Linked DNA regions of Homo sapiens: all the other regions are linked to region 1. A link is a loop called in an ENCODE intact Hi-C map of the cell type or tissue named here. Cell type or tissue: CD4-positive, alpha-beta T cell. All regions are shown on one strand. Region 1 holds the start of SNORD126 (small nucleolar RNA, C/D box 126). Region 2 overlaps LOC100507513 (a long non-coding RNA gene). Region 3 has its middle 25 kb from the start of RNASE10.

Evidence for each region. Hi-C counts contacts between places; a loop is a spot of excess contacts. Peaks named below come from ENCODE experiments on the same cell type or tissue, not always from the same donor. Only the 100,000 strongest peaks of a DNase experiment are listed, where the experiment ranks them.
Region 2: it touches region 1 in a loop (2.9-fold over the local background); 2 of 110 quality-filtered maps call a loop at or near these places.
Region 3: it touches region 1 in a loop (2.6-fold over the local background); 6 of 110 quality-filtered maps call a loop at or near these places.

The regions. Positions count from the first base shown.
Region 1 is chr14:20,324,410-20,332,409 of GRCh38, reverse strand. It overlaps CCNB1IP1 (cyclin B1 interacting protein 1), which reads left to right. Exons shown (of 7, transcript NM_021178.5): 2 at 3,037-3,236; 3 at 5,617-5,694; 4 at 6,757-6,871. SNORD126 (small nucleolar RNA, C/D box 126) reads left to right here and starts at 5,871; the gene lies at 5,871-5,969. In CD4-positive, alpha-beta T cell, CTCF peaks have their summits at 4,740 and 4,944 (motif pointing left); a DNase peak (open chromatin) is centred at 4,929; H3K4me3 peaks cover 148 bases; H3K27ac peaks cover 449 bases.
Region 2 is chr14:20,868,949-20,876,948 of GRCh38, reverse strand. LOC100507513 (a long non-coding RNA gene) reads left to right here. Exons shown (of 4, transcript XR_110261.4): 2 at 1,206-1,412; 3 at 2,113-3,390; 4 at 6,493-6,714. Among named protein-coding and RNA genes, the nearest start is that of RNASE3, 18 kb to the left of the region's middle. RefSeq lists enhancers at 2,898-2,947, 3,058-3,157. In CD4-positive, alpha-beta T cell, CTCF peaks have their summits at 2,929 and 3,130 (motif pointing right); a DNase peak (open chromatin) is centred at 3,128.
Region 3 is chr14:20,526,692-20,534,691 of GRCh38, reverse strand. It overlaps the pseudogene SETP1. Among named protein-coding and RNA genes, the nearest start is that of RNASE10, 25 kb to the right of the region's middle. RefSeq lists an enhancer at 3,357-3,856 and a silencer at 7,348-7,558. In CD4-positive, alpha-beta T cell, CTCF peaks have their summits at 3,329 and 3,534 (motif pointing left); a DNase peak (open chromatin) is centred at 3,541.

The sequences.
Region 1 (8,000 bases):
TAAAAAGTTTGCTTAGTGACCTTCAATGTCATTTCACTGAATTCCTTTCTTTTGGTACATGTTAATTTTAATGTGATGTTTGTGTTGGATATTCTTATAGGCAGAAAGTGTGAGAAAGACAAATAATAAACCAGTTAATCGAATGTAGTAATAGGTATTTGTAGGCCTCCCATAATTTTTATAATTCTCAAGCATTGTTAAAATTTATTTTTTGGGGCATGGCGGCGCATGCCTGTAATCCCAGCTACTCGGGAGGCTGAGGCAGGAGAATCGCTTGAACCCGGGAGGTGGAGGTTGCGGTGAGCCGAGATCGCGCCATTGCACTCCAGCCTGGGCAACAAGAGCGAAACTCTGTCTCAAAAAAAAAAAAAAAAAAAAAAAAATATATATATATATATATATATGTATACACATCATATATATATATATTTTTGAATAGGTAATACATTCACATGGTTCAAAATTCAAAAGATATCAAAGTTTCTTATCCCCTTCCCTAAGCCATCCAATTCCTCTCCCTCATAACAGTGTTACTAAGATATTTTATGCATATAAGCAAATATGTGTAGGTATCCTTCCCTTTTACTATACCTACTCTACTATGTGTCTTACTTTTTCCACTTAAGTTCCATGAGTAGAGTGTTCACATTCTTCATAATGGTAACATAGTATTCTTTAAAAATTATTTTTTTTAAAAAATATATTTTTTCAGTAGGTTTTCAGGGTATAATGGTAACTCAGTATTCTAATTTATGTACCTACTATAATTTATTTAGCTTTTATCAGTAGGTATTCAGATAGTTTATGATCTTGATATTTCCCCCTCAAATGAATAACCTTGTAAATCAGTCAGTTGGCATAAAGGCATTTCAATTGGGTTTTGGTATATTCTTGTTTAAAAGGACTCTAGATATTTTGCAGTGCTTCCTATTTATATTTATTTTGTACACGGTGGTGATTAGAAACCAATCAATACTCTAAACTTGATTGAGCAATAAAGGATTTTCTACCGAAAGGAAAATCATCTTGATGGCTTTTATGTGAATATATCTTTGCCCACTTTGGTTTGAGTGGGGATGGTTTATCTTGTTATGAGCATGTGTTTAATGCTGGGAAGGAGTGACAGCAGTGGCCCAGAACAACCAAGTCATCTTTGTATTCACAGGGGCAGAAAGGGCATGCTTTCAGTGTTTACTTAGAAAATGTGTGCTGGATATGCCCCTGAACTCATGGTGTTGAGGGCATATTTTAGTATTAAGTTAGGAAAAGCTGAAATGTATTTTAGGATGTAAACATGCAAAATAAAAAAGGAAGCCTTTGGGAATTTCTCCAAAGCTGTTTTAGTCTTAAGAGGCTTAGTTCCGGTTTTTTAGGTGGAAGTTTTGTGAGTTGGGAAAACATTACATTCTTTCCAATGGAAGCATGCTTTTGTTAATAAGACTTCATAATACATTGGAGTCTTCATTGTTAAGTAGGAAATGAGGGGAAGGGGGAAGCAAACCTGTGTCTTTTTTGCTTGAAGGACAATATGGCCGGGCGCGGTGGCTCACGCCTGTAACCCCAACACTTTGGGAGGCCGAGGAGGGTGGATCACCTGAGGTCGGGAGTTCGAGACCAACCTGATCAACATGGAGAAACCCCGTCTCTACTAAAAATACAAAATTAGCCGGGCGTGTTGGTGCATGCCTGTAATCCCAGCTACTCGGGAGGCTGAGGCAGGAGAATCGCTTGAACCCGGGAGGTGGAGGTTGTGGTGAGCCGAGATCGCGCCATTGCACTCCAGTCTGGGCAACAAGAGTGAAAAAAAAAAAGGACACAATATCTTGGAGTTGGAAGGGCCCTTATGAGTACTATATGAGTGACCTTTCTGGCTTCTGGGTTATTGTGAGAAGTGTGACTTTTTGTTGTTAAATTTGTTTTTATTGTAGATTCACGGGGTACATGTGCAGGTTTGTTTCAGGGTATATTGCATGATGCTGAGGTTTGGGCTTCTATTGATCCTGCCATCTAGGTAGTAAACATTGTACCCAATAGGAAGTTTTTCAGCTCTTGCCCCTCTCTCTCTTTTCCTCCTTTTGGAGTACCTAGTGTCTATTGTTCCCAACTTTTTGTTCCTGTGAACCCAGTATTTAGCTCCCTACGCAAGATTTAGCTCCCAACGCAAGATTTAGCTCCCACTTATAAGTGAGAACATGCAATACTTGGTTTTCTGTTTTTGCATAAATTCGTTTAGGATAATGGCCCCCAGCAGCATCCAGCAGCTCCAGTTGCTGCAAAGGACATGTTTTTTGTTTTTTTTTTTTTTATGGCTGTGGAAAAGTGTGAAATTTTTAGGCAGAATATTTGCCTTTCTACTCACTAGCTGGTTGAGCTTGGGCAAGACATAGAAATAACATATTAAACATTTAACTCCATGCCAGCTACAGTGCAAAATGTATTTATTACCTCAGTCTTCACGGAAGTTTTAAGAGGTATGTAGTATTTGTCCTCATTTTACAGAGGGGACAGCTGAAGTTTAGAGAAGTTGCATAACTTACCCATGGGCACAGCAAATACATGAGAGAGCCAGGATTAAAATCTAGTTTAGTATGATTTCAAAATCTATTATTTTAGGGAATATTAATTAGTGCAGCTATGATGGAAAACAGTATGGAAATTTCTCAAAAAATTAAAAATAGAACTACCATATAATCCAGAAATCCCATTTCTGGGTATATTCAAAGGAAATAAAACTAGTATGTCAGAGATACCTATACTCCCATGTTCATTGCATCATTATTCACAAAAGCCAAGATACGGAATTGACCTAAGGGTCCATCAACGGATGAATGGATAAAGCAAATATTATACATATGTACAGTGGAATACTATTCTGCCTTAAAAAGGAAGGAAACTGATAGTGAGTGGGAAATAAAACTTGGAGTCTGTTCTGATAGCAGTACCTTATATAACTATCTCTAAAGGAAAACTATACCAAGCTATTAGTCTAGTATTTACTTCCTATGAACAAAATTTTGTGTGTTCATTTTGTTTCAGGTTGAAGATGAAATCCACTGAGGAGGGAAGTCCAGCACCCTGTGTGCCAGTCCAGAACTGGCCCATCTGTAGACCCCCTGAAAATCATATGGGCTTGGATTTGGATATTCTCAACAGAAAGGGTTAAAGGCTGATGGTACCTAAAGCCTGGTACTTGAATTTTGATCAAGATAAGCTGCCTTAAGTTCTCTTCATTACACGTATGTGTGTCTTTCCTATCTAAAAAGCCTAGCTTAGAGATTCGAGTTACCATTGTATCCTATAATGCTAGGTGGCACTGAGTAAATTGGAATAGAGTCAAAAGGAATGGTGATGAAATCTTAACACGAGTATCTGCTGATTTAGTATCAATTTGTAGTTTGTATTAGGCCTTCATGAAGCATCTGTTCACACATATAAAATGTACCTTTTGGCTATGAACACTAGTACTTTGAAGTGATTACTGCCCACAGTCAACAAAATGCTGGGATCATTGATTGTTTATGGAGCATTTGCACAATACTTAGTAAATACGAAATGTCCTTTGTATGGTGGAATGACACTTGTTGAAGCATGCATGACTAGAATCCTGCAGGGAAGCATCACACATTGGGAAAGGTATCACATATTTAACATCAGGATTTATGTGCCAGGCTTTGTGCTATGTGTCAAAACAAAAAGACCAGGCCTCTTGCAATCTGGGTTTTGTTTGTGAGTTGAGATTAATAGAGAAGTTGTTCCTTTCAACCTATAATTATTATCCTGTAAGAATACTTAGATCAAGTAGTTTTTTTTTTAATTTCCTTTTTAAAAAAATTTATTTTAGGTTTGGAGAGATCAAGGAGTTTTAAGGTAGACATTGTTAAAACTGGAGAAACCTTTCACACCATGTCTTGCTTCTTGTCTACATTCTCTTAGTTAACCTTGCATCCTGCTGATCTGAAAACATTTTACATAGTTAAAGCTAAGTATAGGGCAAGGAAGGAGTAAAATAACATTTTGATCATATCTGTCTGAGATATTTAAAATGCTTCAGTTTCTTTCCAACCTACTGAGCTAGCATGTCACTGCATTACATTTTAAAGCAAACCTTTAGCTCTGTGTATTTCCTGTAGGAAGTACCATGGTGAATTGAAGAGTATGGAGTTTTGATGGAATTGAATTTAAATCCTAGCTCTTACTAGTTAGGTGACCTTAGGAAATTTATGTAATTTTTCTGAGCCTCAATTTTCCTGTAAATAGGGGGTTGTAAAATTTAAATGATACAAATTCTATACAGCTTGACAGATAGGATTTCTAAAGAATGATAGCCACTGCTTTCTTTTCTGTCAGCTTATTTTAGACCCATTCTTAAAGGCACTGATGTCCAATGGAGCCTTCTGTTATGATGGAAATGCTCTATGTTTGTACTGCCAATTTAGCTATTGAGTAATGAAAATGTGACTAGGGTAATGGGAGAAATTTAATTTTTAACTCTAATTAAGTGGTTACTTATTGGACATGCAACTTTAAGGTCCACTTGTGACCCACTCTTTTTGCTTCATGAAGCCTTCCTTGACCAATCCTACTTCTTTTCTTAACCTTACTTGCTTTCTACTACTTATTTGGTGGTATGTTAATTTCTGTGAGTCTTGTCTTTCTGGCTAGATTGTATCTGAGGTTATGGATTTTTAAATCTCCACACTGCTGCATGAAAAAGAACATAATGATGAAAGTATAACTGCAGTATTTTTAGCTAACAAGTTTTAGATGATCATTACAAGTAAATACAAAAAATTTTCTAGCTAGTAATTAGGTGAAGAGTAGGGAATAGTGTGAAGGTTGCCTGCAAAGATGAACTGCGTATCTAGTATGTATTTGACCTGAAAGTTCAGATGACACGCAAATGCTGGAAGAGGAAATTAAAGCAAGACTCTTTCTTACACTGCCATCTTGTGGCAGACTTGGGTTACAAATGTTACTAATTCAATTTTCCTATATAAAGGGAAGATTTTCTTCAGATTATTTTGACAAAGGATTACGAAGAGTAAAGGTTAAATACAATCCGGCATTGGCTCAAATGAAATTGAAACATGCTTTGAAAAAACTGACTATTTTGGATTATTTTCTCAGTTATCTGAATCTTAAAAGTTCTTGACTCCTTCCTCTTGCATAACTGTTTTCTTACTGTGAGGTTGTTGACCTTTATAGCCTTTCAGAAGTTGGTTAGACTATTGTGCAGTTTTATCCAAGCTTGTAAATTTATACAAAATTAAGCTTGTGTAGGGGTCCTGCTCGGTTTTTTTTTGTTGTTGTTGTTAAATTTTTTTTGTTTTGTTCGAGACGGGGTCTTACTCTGTTGCCTAGGCTGGAGTACAGTGGCACGATCACAGCTCACTGTAACCTTGAACTCCTGATCCTGCCCTATTTGATATTGAGCTTGGGCATTTGGTGACATTCTCCAAATAGATGAGTCAATAATTTATATTAATGAATGGAGAGTTAAATAAAGGATGAACGGTTACTCTAAATTTTCTTGTGACTTGGTATAGAACATGCTGGTGTGAGTTGTCATGTAATCATAACCTTTGTGAATTTATTTATGTTTTTTAAATTTTCCAGAAATGATCCTAGATAATTGATAGATCCTGTGGTTCAACTGGATTTCTAGATAGAAGCTGGATTCATGTGATGCCAGAGGTAAGAGTAAGAGCAAAATCTTCGTTTTTACCTCATTTGGATTTCTAATCACTTAGCAAGACTTGGGACTCGGTGTTATTAGTGGATGGAATTTGGTAATTAAAAAAAATCCCCAGTTCTAACCTTAGGAGAATTTTCCTGTTTAGGGATGAGGAGCCAGTGCTGGTTTGCCCTTCCTCAGTCATTTACAGTTTGCCATGATGAAATGCATGTTAAGTCCGTGTTTCAGCTGATCAGCCTGATTAAACACATGCTCTGAGCAGACTAAAGCTAGGGGCAAACACCTGCAATTGAATTCTGCTTGTTGGAATTCATACTGGGATTTAGTCTGTAATCCCAGGTAATTCTTAAATCTTAATAAATTATGAATTTGAGACTAATGTTTTGTTGTGCTTTGATCTTTTGTGATATCTCTATATCCCCAAAAAATCACTTTTGTGAGTTAGAACTAGGGTCAGGAATCATTAATCTAAAAGTTCAAACACTACAGAAAAAGCACTGGCAACTGGTATAATTCTATAGGCAATTTAGCCTGGCAGTTTTAAACTAATCATTATTTTATCAATCTATACATGTAGATTAAAGGAAACACAGAGTTGGTTAAATCAATTTTGTGAAGACTATACGGTACAACACTATAGAATCACTTAAAAGTTATGATACAGTTTTATGTTTATTGAAATAGAACGGTATTCATGACACATGAAAAACAGATTATATAGAGCAATATGTTTCTGCTTAAATATTTTTATATGCATATGTTTGCTTAAGAAAACTGAAAGGACATATATACTAAAATACTAGGGGGTTATTTTCTCTAGAATTGGGTTCTACAAGTAATCTTTTATTATTATAAACCTATTTTCTAATTTTATTGTATTCATGTATTGTAATATTTTAAAAGTTATTTTAGGTAACTTAGGACAAGCTTATATTCTTTACCCGTGCCTGCATTTTCAGCAGAGAATTAGGTAGAAAGAAGGGTGAAATACAGGAAATACAAACAACTCAAAGTAACATCAGGACTTGAAATAATTTTTTAGCTTTTGTTGTCTTTTGCAGGAGTAAAATTTCAAGAGACTGAAACCAGATCTGAGTTTCGCTGTTCCAGTCTGGACCTCTTTGGTGCTGTAAATCCTGGATATACTGTAGATGAGTACTGCGTTTTTCTTTTATGGTAAGGCTTACGTTGAGATTGAGAAGCTTTGCCATATATATGAGTCTTTGAAAATTCAGGTTTGTGACTTCATGGCCAGCTGCTAAGGTGCTATAAATTTCACTTTTTTTTTTTTTTTGAGACGGAGTCTTGCTCTGTCGCCCAGGCTGGAGTGCAGTGGCGGGATCTCGGCTCACTGCAAGCTCCGCCTCCCGGGTTCACGCCATTCTCCTGCCTCAGCCTCCCAAGTAGCTGGGACTACAGTTGCCCGCCACTACGCCCGGCTAATTTTTTGTATTTTTAGTAGAGACGGGGTTTCACCGTTTTAGCCGGGATGGTCTCGATCTCCTGACCTCGTGATCCGCCCGCCTCGGCCTCCCAAAGTGCTGGGATTACAGGCGTGAGCCACCGCGCCCGGCTAAATTTCACTTTTTAAAAGTCAGTTGAGGCCAGGCGTGGTGGCTCACACCTGTAATCCTAGCACTTTGGGAGGCCGAGGTGGGTGGATTGTCTGAGCTCAGGAGTTTGAGACCAGACTGGCCAACATGGCAAAACCCCATCTCTACTAAAAAAATACAAAAAATTATCTGGGCCTGGTGGTGTGCGCCTGTAGTCCCAGCTACTCAGGAGGCTGAGGCTTGAACCCAGGAGGTGGAAGTTTTAGTAAGCAGAGAGAGCGCAACTATACTCCAGCCTGGGTGATAGGGAGATTCCGTCTCCAAAAAAAAGAGTCAATTAAAGATGTTGAGAAGTAGCATTGTATAGTATATATATGGGTTCTGGAGTCAGACTGAGTTCAAACGCATGCTCTATCACTTCACCAGTTATGCAGCATTGGCAAGTTTCCTAATATCTATGTCTTAGTTTTATATTTTAGAGGATGGCAATAGTATTTGACTCAGGGTGGTTATTTTGAAGATTAAATTAGTAAGGGTGTGGGTAAAGCATACGGTAAATGCTCAGTTTGATGTTAACTATTTGTCATCAGAATCCATGCGTATATTTCTCTTAGATTCTGTACTACCTGGCAATTTTTGACATCTGCATAATAGATTGACGAAAATTCTTTGTTTTGGCCTGACGTGGTGGCTCATGCCTGTAAACCCAGCACTTTGGGAGGCGAGGTGGGCAGATCACCTAAGGTCAGGAG
Region 2 (8,000 bases), 540 kb before region 1:
TGTAATCCTAGCACTTTGGGAAGTTGAGGCGGCAGATCACCTGAGGTCAGGGGTTGAAGACCAGCCTGGCCAACATGGCTAAACACCGTTCCTACTAAAAATACAAAAATTAGCTGGGCATGGTGGCATATGCCTGTAATCCCAGCTACTTGGGAGGCTGAGGCAGGAGACTCACTTGAACCCAGGAGGCAGAAGTTGTACTGAGCCAAGATCATGCCACTACACTCCAGTCTGGGCGACAGAACAAGACTCGGTCTCAAAAAGAAAAAAGAATGTATAAGATCTAGTTTTGATAGCACAAATATAGGGTGACTATCATCAATAATAATTTTATTGTACATTTTAAAATAACTAAAAGATTTAAATTGGCTTGTTTGTAGCATAAAGAAAAAATGCTTGAAGGGATGGATACCCCATTTACCCTGATGTGATTATTAGGCATTGGATGCCTGTACCAAAATATCTCATGTACCCCTTAAATATATACACCTACTACATACCCATAATTTTTTTTTGTTTGTTTTTGAGATGAAGTCTTGCTCTTGTCACCTAGGCTGGAGTTCAATGATGCAATCTCGGACCACTGTAACCTCTGTATCCCGGGTTCAAGTGATTCTCCCGTCTCAGCCTCCTGAGTAGCTGGGATTACTGGTGCCTGCCATCATGCCCAGTTAATTTTTGTATTTTTGGTAGAGACAGGATTTCACCATGTTGGCCAGGCTGGTCTCAAACTCCTGACCTCAGGCAATCCACCCACCTCGGCCTCCCAAAGTGCTGGGATTACAGGCGTGAGCCACCGTGCCCAGCCATCATAGAGTTTTAAAATTGGAAAAATTGCACTTAATTAGATTAACAATTCTCAAATGGAAACTCAATTTGCAAACTAATTATTTCTCCTTACTTGAACATGTGTATACCAATATGCACATATACAAAATCACACATGAACCCACACAGTAATGTATAAAAAAAATACAGAATGTGAGAGCTGAAAGAGATCTTTTGTCTATAATCTTCACTTTAGTGATGAGGAGTAGAAGGATAAGGTGATTTGCCAAGCTCCAGTAGCAAGCTTATGATAGACACTAAACCCCAAGTTTCTGCATATTTGCAGTGATGTCATAGGCACTCTGTGTGATGCTGGTGAACATTTTAGGTGTGAAATAGTAAGCATAAAATTAGTAATACCTGGCAATCTGTTTAAGATCATTGACAGGCCTGAGAGTTTTCCATACGGCCTGCACCCTAACCTCTGGGAAGAAAATATCCACAATGAAATTTCTACAAGATTAGAGGAAGGAGAGAGGCAACGGGGATTCCATTTCTACTAGGAGTATCAACCTCTGAGAGGGATATATCCATCTCTGTGGATGTCATCTGCTCTGCAGAAAACCCTTTCTTGGAACTACCAGGTATGTAAAAAAAGAGTCAGATATTAGACCTAGAGACAGAAGGCTCACACACAGTCACCCAGAATCCCTGATCACCAAGAATTAGAACATTTCTGGAAGATGGGCTCTATACATGGAAGAGTTGGGAATCTTTATTTTGAGGCAGAGAAATATGTGGGGGAAACATAAACTCTACTCCCTTAGAATTGAAATGCTCACATTTTTAAAAACAGCGTTTAAACAGACATTTGTATTTAAGGAAGTGAAAATATTTTCTAAGATGCAGGTCATATGGATCTGTCAATTCTCTTCTGAGTTAGGTCACTCTAAAAAGGGGTTGGCAATGATACCTGCCTCACCTCACAGGCTATGGGTGAGCAGCAGATGGACTGATAGATGCAAACACCTCAGAGATGAAAGTTTTTAGTTTAACTGGTCTGCTTAGGTAAGGAGCAAGAATCACTTTGGGGTTTGGAAATAACCTTGTACATAGGACAATCCCATAAAGGGTTGAGAGGGCGGTAGTCATCTCCGTTATTGACAAGGAGGTGGAAAAAGGATGTGAGAACACTTGTTGCCAAGAGTACACAAAGAATAAGTGTAGAAAAGGCAGGAGGGGAGAACTGGGAACATTAAGTATAGGGCCAAGACTTCTTAGGAACAGGACAAGGGACCGTGGCTTGTTCTTTTGACTCTGCTCTTCTTTGAAATGCTTTCACAGGAAACATGAATCTGATGTGGACCCTCCTCCTTTTCCTCCTTTTGGACGTAACTGTCTTCATTCCAGCCCTGCCCTTCTCAACACGACATTTAGACAACCCCAGGTCGTGGGTCCCTAGAGGACACCACCGATACTGTGATGTGATGATGAGGTGCCGTTGGCTGATCTATAGGGGTAAATGCGAGCAGATCCACACATTCATTCATAGAATCTGACCACCATAGCAGATTTCTGCAGAACTCCACCACTGCCCTGTACCAACAGCCCCTCCATGTGCAGCTGCCACAACAGTACTCATGATGTCAATGTCACTGACTGCTTTGCCAGCACAGGGACCCGACCTCTTCACTGCCACTACCAAAAATAAGAAGGAGTCCACCAGGCCCATGCGAGTGGGCTGCAAGAAGGGGGCATCTGTTCACCTGGATGGCTAGGTTCCTCCTGACAACGGCACCTGAATGACTTGCACCCTACGCCTTCAAATCTGTGCAGCACTGTCAAGGTCTTCTTTGTAAATGCTTCGTCCTTTGCACGCAGGCTCCTGCGTCTTTCTTACAGCCTGTTCCCCACCAACCCCATGTGCCCTACCCCTGCCACAGTGTCAGGGCTTTTGGTGGAGGATAAGGCTGCAGTGGAGGGTTGGTGGGAGGGAGCCTGAATTACGGAAATAATACTCGGGAAAAGACTTGCTCCAACCAAGCTGCTAGACAATCCCCTTCTCCTGGGGCTGATCTTCCCACCAGCTGCTCTCATAAAACCTCCTGATGGCTGGCCCTAGGTTTCCTGGATCATAGGGTCCTTCTGCCTTCTGCGGGACATTCTATGCCTTTCTCCTCAATGGGCTCCTTCGGAGGGTATTAGGGACGATACCCTGGCGGGAAACCGCTTCCTTTAGGGAAACAAATCACTGTGGCTCCAGGGGTGTCACCGGAAAAAGCCGTTTCCGGAGAAGCCGGAGGAGCTTGGGCAACTCCGCAGGCCCAGAGCCTTCGTGGTCTCCCAGTTCCCGTGGCCGTCGTATTGGTCGGCAGGGGGCGCCGCGCCACAAGCTTCCTGCACAAGAGTCCAAAACTTCTTTCTTGGTTTCCTTTGAGACAGGCTGCAGGTTTCTTGGTTGCTGACACGGGTAGACGATAATAGGTGAATAAACAAAATCCAGCCAGCATAAATACAGTCTAACTGTTGAAGAACAGATTTCTGAGTCTACCATAACTTTCATACACTGCAGCACTTTAACGTTGAACCTGCCACCTTCAGATTCACACTGCAGCACCTCAGGTAAGAAGGAAAGGAAGTGAATATGCACTGAGGACCTACTTGTGTTATGAGCTTTACAGTTCAGCTGCGCTGGAGAAGAGTTTATTTCTTTCATGGAATCCATTACATCACCGATCCCCTTCTGAAGGAGGTTATTTTATCCACGAGAGGAAGCATCCAAAGGTGTTCATATTCTCTACCCTGTGACTCCAGCAGAATGGTGACAAGGTTTTGAAGCAAAGGAGGGCACTTGACTCTAGGGCAGCCGTCCATTAACTGACTAGCCCGGTGCCTGTGGAACAGAGTTGCGTGAGGATTTTACCCTTTTGGAATAATCCAGTGACAAAACTGGATACTATTACTTTCATTCCTTCCCCCGATGCCAGGAGGTATAGCTGTTTTGCCTTTGTTCTTGACATTCAGCACTTAGCCTAATGCTCGCTATAAAAGTGCCTTCAAGAAATCTTTAAGGGGCCATTTTGGTAGGTCTGGTTGTTGCTGTGGATCTTTTGTAGATGCCCATTTTTAGATTAGAAAAGTTTCTTCCCTTCTGCTCCTGTTTATGTCTCTTGAATGGATTGGGAATTTCGTTGAATGATGGGATTATACAGCATATTTCTTTAATCAGTTAATGGGGTGAATTAGATTAGTTGATTTTAGAATACTAAACCAACCTTGTATTCCTGGGATAAACCCATTTTGGTTATGTGATATAATCTTTTTTATATATGACTAAATTTAATTTGCTAATATTTTGTTAAATTTTTTTTGCATTTATGTTCACGAATGAGATTGGTCTGTAATTTTTTGTATTGCCTTGTTTAATTTTGGTATCTAGGTTATATGTTAGCTTCCAGAAATGAATTGGGGAGTAGTCCTTCTTTATTTTGTAACTGGAATTATATGTTATTTTAATACTTGGTAGAACTCACATGTAAGGCTGTTTGGTCCTGATATTTTCTTATTTTCTTTGAGACTGCTTTTTCTTTTTTCTTTTCCTTTTTTTTTTTTTTTGGAGATGGGTCTTCCTATGTTGCCCAGGCTAGTGTGCAGTGGCTATTCACAGGTGCAATCACAGAGCATACCTCGAATTACTGGTCTCAACTGATCCTTGAACACTCGGTCTCAGGTGCCTCAAACTCCTGGGCTTGAACTCCTGATCTCGAATAATCCTGCTGCCTCAGCCTCCAGAGTAGCTGGGTCTACAGGTACACACCACCAGGCTTAGCCTCAAACTATTTTAAACTTCTGTTTCAATTTCCTTAATGGTTAAAGAGATGCTAACTTTTCCATTTCTTCTTGAGAAAGCTTTGGTAGATTGTTTTTTCCCACGTAGGAATTTATCCATTTCGTCTAAAGTTCCCAAATATATTAGCACAAAGTTATTCATAATCTGTTTAATATTTATAGCATTGATTTTATGTCCTATTTTTATTCTGACTTTTTTGTACCTTTTTTATTGATAAAACTTTTGAGGTGTGTCTCTCTTATTAGACAGAGATTTTTTCAGACATGCAGAAGCGAGTACTTATAAACTCATGTAGAAACTTTTTTAGAATGGGTCCGTCTTTTTTTTTGAGATTGAGTCTCACTCAGTCACCCAGGCTGGAGTGCAGTGGCACAATCTCGGTTCACTGCAACCTTCGGTTCCTGGGTTCAAGCAACTCTCCTTCCTCAGCCTCCTGAGTAGCTGGGATTACAGGCATGCGCCACCACACCCAGCTAATTTTTGTATTTTTAGTAGAGACAGGGTTTCACCATGTTGGCCAGGCTGGTCTTGAATTCCTTACCTCAGGTGATCTGCCCTCCTCAGCCTCCCAAAGTGCTGGGATTACAGGTGTGAGCCACCGTGCCTGGCCAGGTCCACCTCTTGAGCCACACAGATCTGCTTCCCCAGACAGGTTCAAGAGACAACTCCTCCAGGCTTCCTACCAGTCTCTGTTCCTGAAGGGAAACTTAAGAGGAAGTTTACTGTGGACAAACAAACTGTAGTCACTGTCAATGCCGCAGATCTTGGGGCTGTAACTAGCACCCATCCACTCCTTCCTTTACTATGTATTCTAATCTCCCTTTACCCTTAGGTCTTAGTTGCTTATTCTTATTTACCCTCTCACCAGTTCTGAGGGTTAAGCCCTTGGTAATCATATTTTTCTCAGGCTGAGGTGGCTACACACTTACATTCACAGTTAAAATGGAGCATGGGAGTAACAGAAAGCACCCAAGTAGATTACTTGGGTTCTACATAAATTCTTTTCTGCCTCTATTGGGTAAAAGCAGCCCTACCTCCCTCCTGCTAATCAAGGTTACTTAGCCTTGACAGTATGGCAACTCCTCTTCACGTCTGCTGGTCCCTAGACACGAGAAATCCAAAGTGTCCTGGGAAAAGCTGTAGCTTGCAGTTCAATGAGACCTTTCTGTGTAAGTTGGCAAGGGTGCATCTTCTTTGGGGACCTGGACCTTTGACCCTGCAGAGCCTAGAGTTACAGAAATGAAAGCACAACATATCTGAGTGGGTCAATCAGAGAGATGGTAAGTGGAGCTACTCCTGCTTCTACTTCTCGGTTCCTGGATCCGTGTATTCTTCCTATTGGGAACACAGTACCCTTTACAGGCCTCTGATTTAATAAATACACTGCATCCTGAAGAATGATACCCCATACTTTCATAATGTTACCTCTTAGCTGCTGCTTCAGCTGTGTCTTTGGAAAGTCAGTTTCTCTTCTTTCCTCCCTCCCTCCTTTCTTTCTTCTACCCTCCTTTCTTCTTTTCTCTCTTTTCCGTTCCTTCCTTTCCTCATTTCTCTTTCTCTTTCTTCCTCCCTCCCTCCCTTCCTTTCTTTCCTTGAGCTGAAATGGCTTGCACCTTCCTTTTCCCACATAAACACCAATGGACTCTTCCCATTAGTCCTCTAGTTTCTTCCAGAGGTAGGTGAAATTATTGAAGAGACTTCAGCAGAAATTAGGGAAGATCTTCTGAACTGTGATTAAATGGAGTGTGGTCGTTTACCTAATTATCCTTGGTTATCACCTTCTGTGATTGTGATTTTACTTATTAAGCAGCAGAGCCATCTGGCGAAGACCTGCATTACTTTTTAATCTTATGCTTGCCTTTTGTCTTTCCCAGATTTGATAAATGGTTGGTCCTTATGATCCACTGATGCAGACTACTTGGGAGGTCCCAATGTCCTGGTGCCCAAAGGCAAGATCATTTTTCCCCCTGCAGTGTTTCTGTCTATCATGATGATGTGAGTGGGCTCTTATTGGGGGTGCCTAATGCTGCCATAAAGAAAGAGTTTTCTTGGCTTGGTGCAGTGGCTCACGCCTGTAATCCCAACACTTTGGGAGGCTGAGGCAGGCGGATCACGAGGTCAAGAGATCAAGACCAACCTGGCCAACATGGTGAAATCCTGTCTCTACTAAAAATATAAAAATTAGCTGGGCGTGGTGGCGTGCACCTGTTGTCCCAGCTACTCGGGAGGCTGAGACAGGAGAATTGCTTGAACCCGGGAAGTGGAGGTTGCAGTGAGCCGAGACTGCGCCACTGCACTCCAGCCTGGCGACAGAGCAAGACTCCATCTCAAAGAAAAAAAAAAGAAAAGGTTTTATCTTCTGAATTAAGCTGTATCCCTCTGAGCTAGTCAGGGAAATAGGCAATCTTTTTTTCTATGGCTCATAGATACTGGTATCACTGGTTATCACTTGTGATAAGTAAGCAACATCCTTCCTTCATAGATTTATAGCTCAGTGTTTGGCATATGCCCTATAATTATTATCACAAGCAAGGTGTGCAGAGGCAAAGTTTTCTAGGATACAAGCACCTGTCTGTTTTGTTCACCTCTCCCTATATGGCACTTAGCATAGTGCTTGTCATATCAAAGGCACTCAGAAATGTTAATTAAGTAAATATTAGTGATGGAAGAATGTCTTTCTATTGTCTTCACATATGAATAAAAAGGGGGCCAGGGGCAGTGGTTCATGCCTGTAATCCCAGCACTTTGAGAGGGTGAGGTGAGTGGATCACTTAAGTCCAGGAATTTGGGACCAGTCTGGGCAACATGGTGAAACCCCATCTCTACAAAAAATACAAAAATTAGCCGGGCGTAGTGGCACACGCCTGTAGTCCCGACTACTCAGGAGGGTGAGGTGGGAGGATCGCTTGAGCCTAGGAGGTGGAGGTCACAGTGAGCCGAGGTTGGGCTGCTGCACTCCAGCCTGGGAGACAGAGCCAGACCCTGTCTCAAAAAAAAAAAAAGTTAACTAGATAAAACATCCTTTGTTTCTGGATGTCCAAAGAGTTGTTTTTATTGTTTCACTGAAATGTCATGGATTAATATAGTCTGTATTCCTGTATTAGTAGCCTGCTATTACTACACAAAAACATTCGAATGCCTTCTCTTTTGCTGTATTTTAGACATTTTTCAAAAGCCTAGGTTTCTGTGTTGCTTTTGCTTATGCTGAGACTCGGTGATCTCCACCTGTTTCTAAAACCAGCTCCCTATCTCCTGCTGAAGAATGTTCCTTTTGTTCTTTGACTTTTGATTCTGTGTCTTGTGTTTTAAGGTTCAGTTTAGGAATCTCAGTATACTTTAGGTTGATTCCCTGGAATTCAAGTGAGATGCATTTTTTTCTTTT
Region 3 (8,000 bases), 200 kb before region 1:
ACACAGGCAGAAACAGAAAATCTGAATAGGTGTGTATCTACTACATAAATTCATAATTTAAAACTTACCAACAAGAAAAATTAGATCCGGATAGCACTACTGGTGAATTTTTTCAAACATTTAAGAGATAAATAAAACCAACTCAACACAAAATCTTTCATAAAATAGAAATGGGAATACTTCCCAACTCATTTTACAAAGCCAGGAGGATATCCCGATACCAAAACCTGACAAACACATTTTTAAAAAAGAAAATTATATGCAAGTAGCCCTCATGAACACAGATGCAAAACTCCTTAATAAAATATTGACAAATAAAATCTAGCAATATATTATTGGAATAATACAGCATAACCAAATATAGTTCACCCAAGGGGCCAGACAGGTGGCTCATGCCTATAATTCCAAAACTTTGGGAAGCCTATGTGGGTGGATCACTTGAGCTTGGGAGTTTGAGATCAGCCTATAGGCCACATAGCAAGGCTCCATCTCTACAACAAATTTAAAAAAAAAAAAATTAGCCAGGCCTAGTGGTGCACACCTATAGTCCTAGCTACTTGGGAGGCTGAGGTAGGAGGATCACTTGAGCCCAGGAGTTCGAGGTTACAGTCAGCTATGATCATGCCACTGCACTCCAGCCTAGGCAATAGAGTGAGACCCTGCCTTTTAAAAGAAAAAAGAGAATTTGTTCAAGAATGCAAGGTAGGTTTAACATATAAAAACCAATCAATATAGTCCACTTTATTAACAGAATAAAAGTGAAAAACCATATGACCATTTCAAACGATACAGAAAAAGACCTTTGTTAAAGAAAGTAGAATAGTGATTGCCAGGGGCTGGGGAAAGGGGGAAATGGGGAGTTATTATTTAATGGGTATGGAGTTTTAGTTTTATAAGATGACAAGAGTTATGGAGATAGATGGTGGTGATAGTTACACATGATAAATGTATCTAATACTGGCTGGGCATGGTGGCTTACACCTGTAATTCCAGCACTTTGAGAGGCCAAGGCAGGTGGCTCACCTGAGGTCAGGAGTTTGAGACCAGCCTGGCCAACATGGTGAAACCCCATCTCTACTAAAAATACAAAAAAAAAAATTAGCCAGTTGTGGTGGAGGGCTCCTGTAATCCCAGCTACGTGGGAGGCTGAGGCAGGAAAATTGCTTGAACCAGGGAGGTGGAGATTGCAGTGAGCCGAGATCGTGCTGTTGCACTCCAGCCTGGGCAACAAGAGCGAAATACAATCTCAAAAAAAAAAATTGTTAAGATGGTAAATGTTATGTGTATATGACCACAATTTTTGAAAATTGAAAAAAGAACCCATTTGTCAAAATGAACACCCGTTTATTCTACAAACGATTATCAAGCTGGGAATGACATCTGATAAAGGACATCTCAATCTGATAAAGGACATCTACAAAAAACCTACAACTAATGCTCTTTTAAGATTGAAATCAAGGTAAAGACATTCACTTTCATCACCTCTATTCAACATTGTATTATAGATCTAGCCAGTACATTATAGCATTAAAAAAACATATAATTTAGAAAATAATTATTTTACAGATGACATAATTATTTATGTAGAAAATCCTCAGAAATCCATCCAAAGTGGAAGATTAATATAAGTAATAAGTGAATTACCTTAATAGTCATGAAATGGCTGTTAGCTGTAACCAAGACAGCATGAGTCTTTGCGTCTAGCTATATAAAAATAATCTTTTGATCACCCTATCCCTTAGTTAGAAGGGAACTTTTTGTGCAAAAGTTCTTTTTAAGTGTTTTCTACATTTCATTGCCCCAAATTGGCTCATGAATTCTTATCCCTAAACCAATTACTGACTATTGTGAGGGATTGTCATGATTGGTTTAGATCAATAAGCAGAGAATGAAAACTGAGAAGTCAGTCAGCAGGCTTTCTACTTCTTTTTATTTTATATCTCTTCCTCATCAAGAATTCAAAGATCTTAGGGCTAAAAAGGAGTCAAAGAATCTCATTCTAGGAATAATTATCATCTATTGAATACTTTATAGCCATTGTTTAGTAGTGCTGAGGTCTGAATGTTGGTGTTGCCCCAAAATTTATATGTCGGAACCTAATACCCAATGTAATAGTATTAAGAGGTGGGGCCTTTAGGAGATAAGTAGTTCATGAGGGCTTTCCCTCATGAATGCATCAGTGCCCTTATAAAAGAATCTTGAAGGAAACTGTTTGCCCCTTCCCCATGTGAGGATACAGATAGATGGCACCATCTTTGAAGCAGAGAGTGAGCGTTCAACAGACACCAAATCTGCCGGCACCTTGATATTGAACTTCCCAGCCTCCAGAAATGTGAACAATGAATTTCTGTTGTTTATAAATTACACAGTCTATTTTGTTATAGCAGCCAGAATAGACTAAGACAGATAGTTTTCTTTCACTATATCATCTAATTTTTAAAGACATTATTACTCCCATTTTATAATAAACTACTGTCAGAGGAGTGAAGTAACTTACTAAAGGTTACACCATAATAATGGCAGAGTTGGAACGAAATATATATGTCTAATTCCACAGCACACTCTTTTCAGTCCATGATCCAAAATCCAAACCATAGAAATTGGTACCACTTAATCACTTCAGAATTCTCACTAACAAATTTTAGAGGCATTTTGAGAAATAATAAAATAAAAGTAATCCAGAAATTGACCATACTTACATATTTCTCTTACTTATTTTTTCTTTTTCACACATTATAGCTTCTTCTTCTTAGTCCAAGCTCAGTCATCACCTCTCTTGCCCTCCCTATATCCCCACACACTTAAGTTAGTTCTCTTTTCTTGATTTCAGATATTTTCCTTTTTTCCCTCAGATTTGTAGAAACCTGAATGATGAGGTAAAAATATTACTATCCTAAATAACTGACAACAGCTTTTCTTAGGAAGTAAAGTAACTCTTTTTGGGAAAATAACATCATATGCTGCTCACCTAGCAGGTAAGATGTTAAGGCCATACATGTCACAGGAAGTTACATAATAAATATGTGCCTTAAATATAGCAGAAATCAAGGAAAATAATTTGTTTTGTTCTAAGGAAGAGGGGACGAAACAGAGGGACTGTGTGTGTGGATATAAAAAAATCACAAGCCAGCAAGAAAGTGTAAGGTTGAGAACTGTACAAGATGAAGGGCCAGTGAACTGAAGATGGTGTGGCCAATTACATTTTAAGAAAAGAGATGTAATCTGGGTAAAATAAAAAGTTTTCTCAACACAAAAACATAAACCCTCATTTACTCTTTAACTTCCAAATCTACTCCTGAAGACTTTACCTGAGTTGGGGTGTGTGTAGCAGAAGGGGACAGGTATAAATAAGAGTTAAGAAAGGAGCTGGGTTTCAGGAATGGGGTCAACATGGGACCTCACATGCAAAAAAAGTATCCAAAAAGCAGAGCGGATCATAAGGATAAAAGCCTCACCAGAAATCTGCAGAAATATTAAAGAAGGGAGTTGGAGTTCTTCCATGTTACAGTTCCAATCATGGCGCCATCTGGTGGCACATCTCACGCACGTTGTAGATACTGGGGGTTTTATCATGATCATCATTTAAGACAAGGTCTCGCTCTGCCATCCAGGCTGGAGTGCAGTGGCACAATCATAGTTCACTGCAGCCTCAACTTCCTGAGCTCAAGTGATCCTCCCGCGTCAGCCTCCCAAGTAGCTGGTACCACAGGCATGAACTACCACACCGACTCATTTCTTTCTTCCCCCTTCCTTCCTTCCTTCCTTTTCTTTCTTTCTCTCTCTTTCTTTCTTTTTCTTTCTTCCTTTCTTTCTTTCTCTTTCTCTCTTTCCCTCCCTCCTTTTCTTTCTTTTCTTTCTTCTTCCTTTCTTCCTTTCTCTCTCTCTTTCCCTCTCTTTCTCTTTCTTTCTTTCCTCTTTTTTTTTTCTCGTAGAGACAGAATCTCCCTATGTTGTCCAGGTTGGTCTCAAACTCCTGGGCTCAAGTGATCCGCTCGTTTTCACCTCCCAAAGTGCTGGGATTACAGGTGTGAGTCACTGCACTGGCCACTTTAAATATTTTTGAGAAATTGATTCATAAAAGAGAAAAGACTGGAGCTACCATAAATTCAGCGCCTACCATGTGCTTAGAATTGTATGTGTGTATATAATTTTAACAACATTGAGCTATCTTTATTTTAAAGAGAAATTTATTCGTCAAAGTCTACAAAATTGGTTTTATTTGTTTGCAAGGTCCATTCTCCACACATACTCGACAGTCTCCATAATTCTGTGAAGACTGTAATTTAAAAACATAAAGTGAAAGAAACATCACAAAGCAGAGAACAGAGGATAAAGCCTTAATAACCTCTAGTTAGTATATTCCGAGTTATTTGGGGAACTATTGTTTTCAAAACAAACAAACAAAAACTTGTAAAAGGAAAGCAAAAAAGAACAAGCACTTGGAAAATAAATATATAAAATAGCAGGAGTGGAAGAATTAGTATTAGGTTCAAAAGATAAAGTCAAAGAAATGACTTCCAAAAGAGGAAAAACAGAAGAAAAGATAATACAGTAGAGCAATCCAAGAGATTCAATATTTGACTAATAGAGTTCCAGGAAGAGAGGAGAGAGGGAAACAGAAATTGGAAATTTACTGAAGTAAATTTCCCATACCCGAAAAGTTGAGTTTCCAAATTAACCCCACCCCCATCCCCAGTGCAGGATACAATGACTCGTACCTAAGCATGTCACTGTGAAGATTGAGAACAGAGGCATAAAAAGATCCTGTAAGCTTTCTAGGAAAAGGGAAGCATCAATTTCAAAGATTCAAAATGGCGTCAGGCTTCTCAACAATAGAACTGGATGATAGATGACTCTGAAGCAATGCATTTTCACAATTCTGTGGAGGAATTGTAACTCTATAATTCCATACTCTGGCAAATTATTAATCAAATCAGAGAATAGAATAAATACATTTTCAGATATGGAAGAACACACAAAATGTACCTCCCAAGCACACTTTCTTATGAATGTACTTCGGGATATGCTCCAAAAAAAATCAGGAATAAACAGAGAAGAGTAGACCAAGGAAAAGGAAACATGAGATCTGGGTAACACTGATTACAGGATTATAGCTGCAGAGCAGATTTATTGAGGCAGAGGCTCAAGGACAAAAATCTCTAGGAAAAAGGCAAGTAGCTAATAGGAAACACAACTTGACTGAGAAGATGGATGAGTTTGAGGATATAAGGCCTGCACAAAGTGTAAGAAAATTAAAAGGTAACAATAGGCCAGGCACGGTGGCTCATGCCTGTAATCCCAGCACTTTGGGATGCTGAGGTGGGCAAATCACGAGGTCAAGAGATTGAGCCCAAACTGGCCAACATGGTGACACCCCGTCTCTACTAAAAACACAAAAATTAGCCGGACATGGTGGCGTGCGCCTGTAGTCCCAGCTACTTGTGGGGCCGAGCAGGAGAATTGCTTGAACCTGGGAAGCAGAGATTGCAGTGAGCCAAGATCGCGCCACTGCCCTCCAGCCTGGCAGCAGAGCAAGACTCCTTCTCAAAAAAAAAAAAAAAAAAAGTTAGCAATAAACTCCAGGAAACACATAATGCTATTTTAGGCTGTATGGTGTTATTGGACTTCCGGAAGACATTGTTTGGATATTTCGAATAATATAGGCCGTTTTCTGCCTGCTTCCTCACAAGTGAGGAGACTTGTGGTCTGGTTCTTGGACTTCCCTAGCAGCATGGCCCCCAAATGCCCGTCTCCACTCCCACCTCAAAAGAAGAAATCAAGACTACCTCCTGCTCTGAGACTGGAGGAGACATCAGTCTCTGTAGGCTTGCCGAAGAAGGGAGAAAAAGAACAGCAAGAAGCAATTGAACATATTGATGAAGTACAAAAAGAAATAGACTTAATGAACAAGCTAGTGAGGAGATTTTGAAAGCAGAACAGAAATAATACAAACTCCTGCAACCATTTTTTCAGAAGACGTCAGAATTGATTGCCAAGATCCCAAATTTTCGGGCAACATTTGTCAACCATCTCCACGTGTCTGCACTGCTTGGGGAGGAGGAGGAAGAGGCACTGCATTATTTGATCAGAGTTGAAATGACAGAATTTGAAAATATTAAATCAGGTTATAGAATAGGTTTTTATTCTGATGAAAATCCTTACTTTGAAAACAAAGTTGTCTCCAAAGAATTTCATCTGAATGAGAGTGGTGATCCATCTGCAAATTCCACTGAAATCAAATGGAAATTTAGAAAAAATTTGACAAAACATTAAAGTCAGATGCAGAGTAAAGCCAGCAGGAAGAGGCAGCATGAGGCACCAGAGAGCTTCTCTACCTGATTTACCCACCATTCTGATGAAGGTGCTGATGAGTTAGGAGAGGTCATCAAAGGTGATATTTGGCCAAACCCATTATAGTACTACTTGGTTCCCAATATGGATGATGGAGAAGAAGAAGGAGAAGAAGATTAGTAGGAGGAAGAATTAGAAAATATTGATGAAGAAGATGAGGGTGAAGGTGAAGAAGATGACAATGGTGATGAAGGGCAGGAAGGAGAGGAGGATGAAGGAGAAGATGACTAATAGAACACTGATGGATTCCAACCTTCCTTTTAAAGAAATTTTCTCCAGTTCCTGGGAGCAAGTTGCAGTCTTTCCCCCGCCCCACCCCGCTTCTTGTGCTCAGTAACCCTGTTCTCGTGGTCCCTTTTCTCTACACCATGGTTTTCAACTTATTTGGGAGGGAAATACCTTGAGCAGAATACAATGGGAAAAGAGCCTCTATCCTCTTTCTATTCTTAATTCATTTTTATCCCTTCCTGTCTGAGCAAAAACTGTATGGAATCAACACCACTGAGCTCTGTGGGGAAAAAAAAAAACCTGCTCCCTTTGCTCTGCTGGAAGCTGGAGGGTGTGAGGGCCCTGTGTGGCAGTGCGGAGAATTCTAGCTTCTTTCCTACTTTCTCTATATATTGAGCTCAGAGAGTACACTGTGCCTGTATGTGAATAAAGACAGTTAGCATTTACCAACATGTATCTGTCTACTGTCTTTTGTTTAAAAAAAGGAAAAAAACAGTTCTAAAAAATGGGGTTTTAGAAGGTCAGCAAAGGGTGGCTTTGACATGTTTGGCCGGGTTAAGTGGGCATTTTGACAACATGGCTTCTCCTTGGGATGTTTGTGATGTTTGACAGATATCCTTGCAGTTTAAGATGACACTTTAAAAATAAATTCTCTCCTAATGATGACCTGAGCCCTGCCACTCAATGGGAGAATCAGCAGAACCTGTAGGATCTTATTTGGAATTGACATTCTCGATTGTAATTTTGTTCCTGTTTATTTTTAAATTTTGTTTTCGTTTCACTGGAAAGAAAAGATGATGCTCAGTTTTAAACGTTAAAAGTGCACAAGTTGCTTTGTTACAATAAGACTAAATATGTACACAAAAAAATTAAAAACTAAAAATAAAATAATATAGGTTGGGCACAGTGGCTCACATCTGTAATCCCAGCACTTTGAGAGGCTGAGCGGGGAGGATCGCTTGAGCGCAGGAGTTTGACCAGTGTGGGCAACATGGCGAAACCATGTCTCCACAGAAAAATACAAAAAATAGCCTGGAGTGGTGGCACATGACTATAGTCCCAGCTACTTGGGAGGATGAGGTGAGAGGATCACTTGAGCTGGGGAAGTAGAGGTTGCAGTGAGCTGAGATCTCACTACTGTACTCCAGCCTGGATGACAGAGTGAAACCCTGTCTCAAAAATAAATAAAGAAAGAAAGAATATAAATATTTTGTATCAATTTTCAGCTTTTACAGTCAATGAACTTAAGTCTTAATTTTGGTTACAGAATTAAATATTAATATTAACAATCAAGGCAATGTAAAAGTAAAGTACAGTTGACTGAAGCTGGGACACAGACGAAAAGAGAGTGAATGAAAAGAAGGATACTAATATTCTTATTTTACAAAATAGGAACTCAGAATACCCAGTGCCTATCTGAA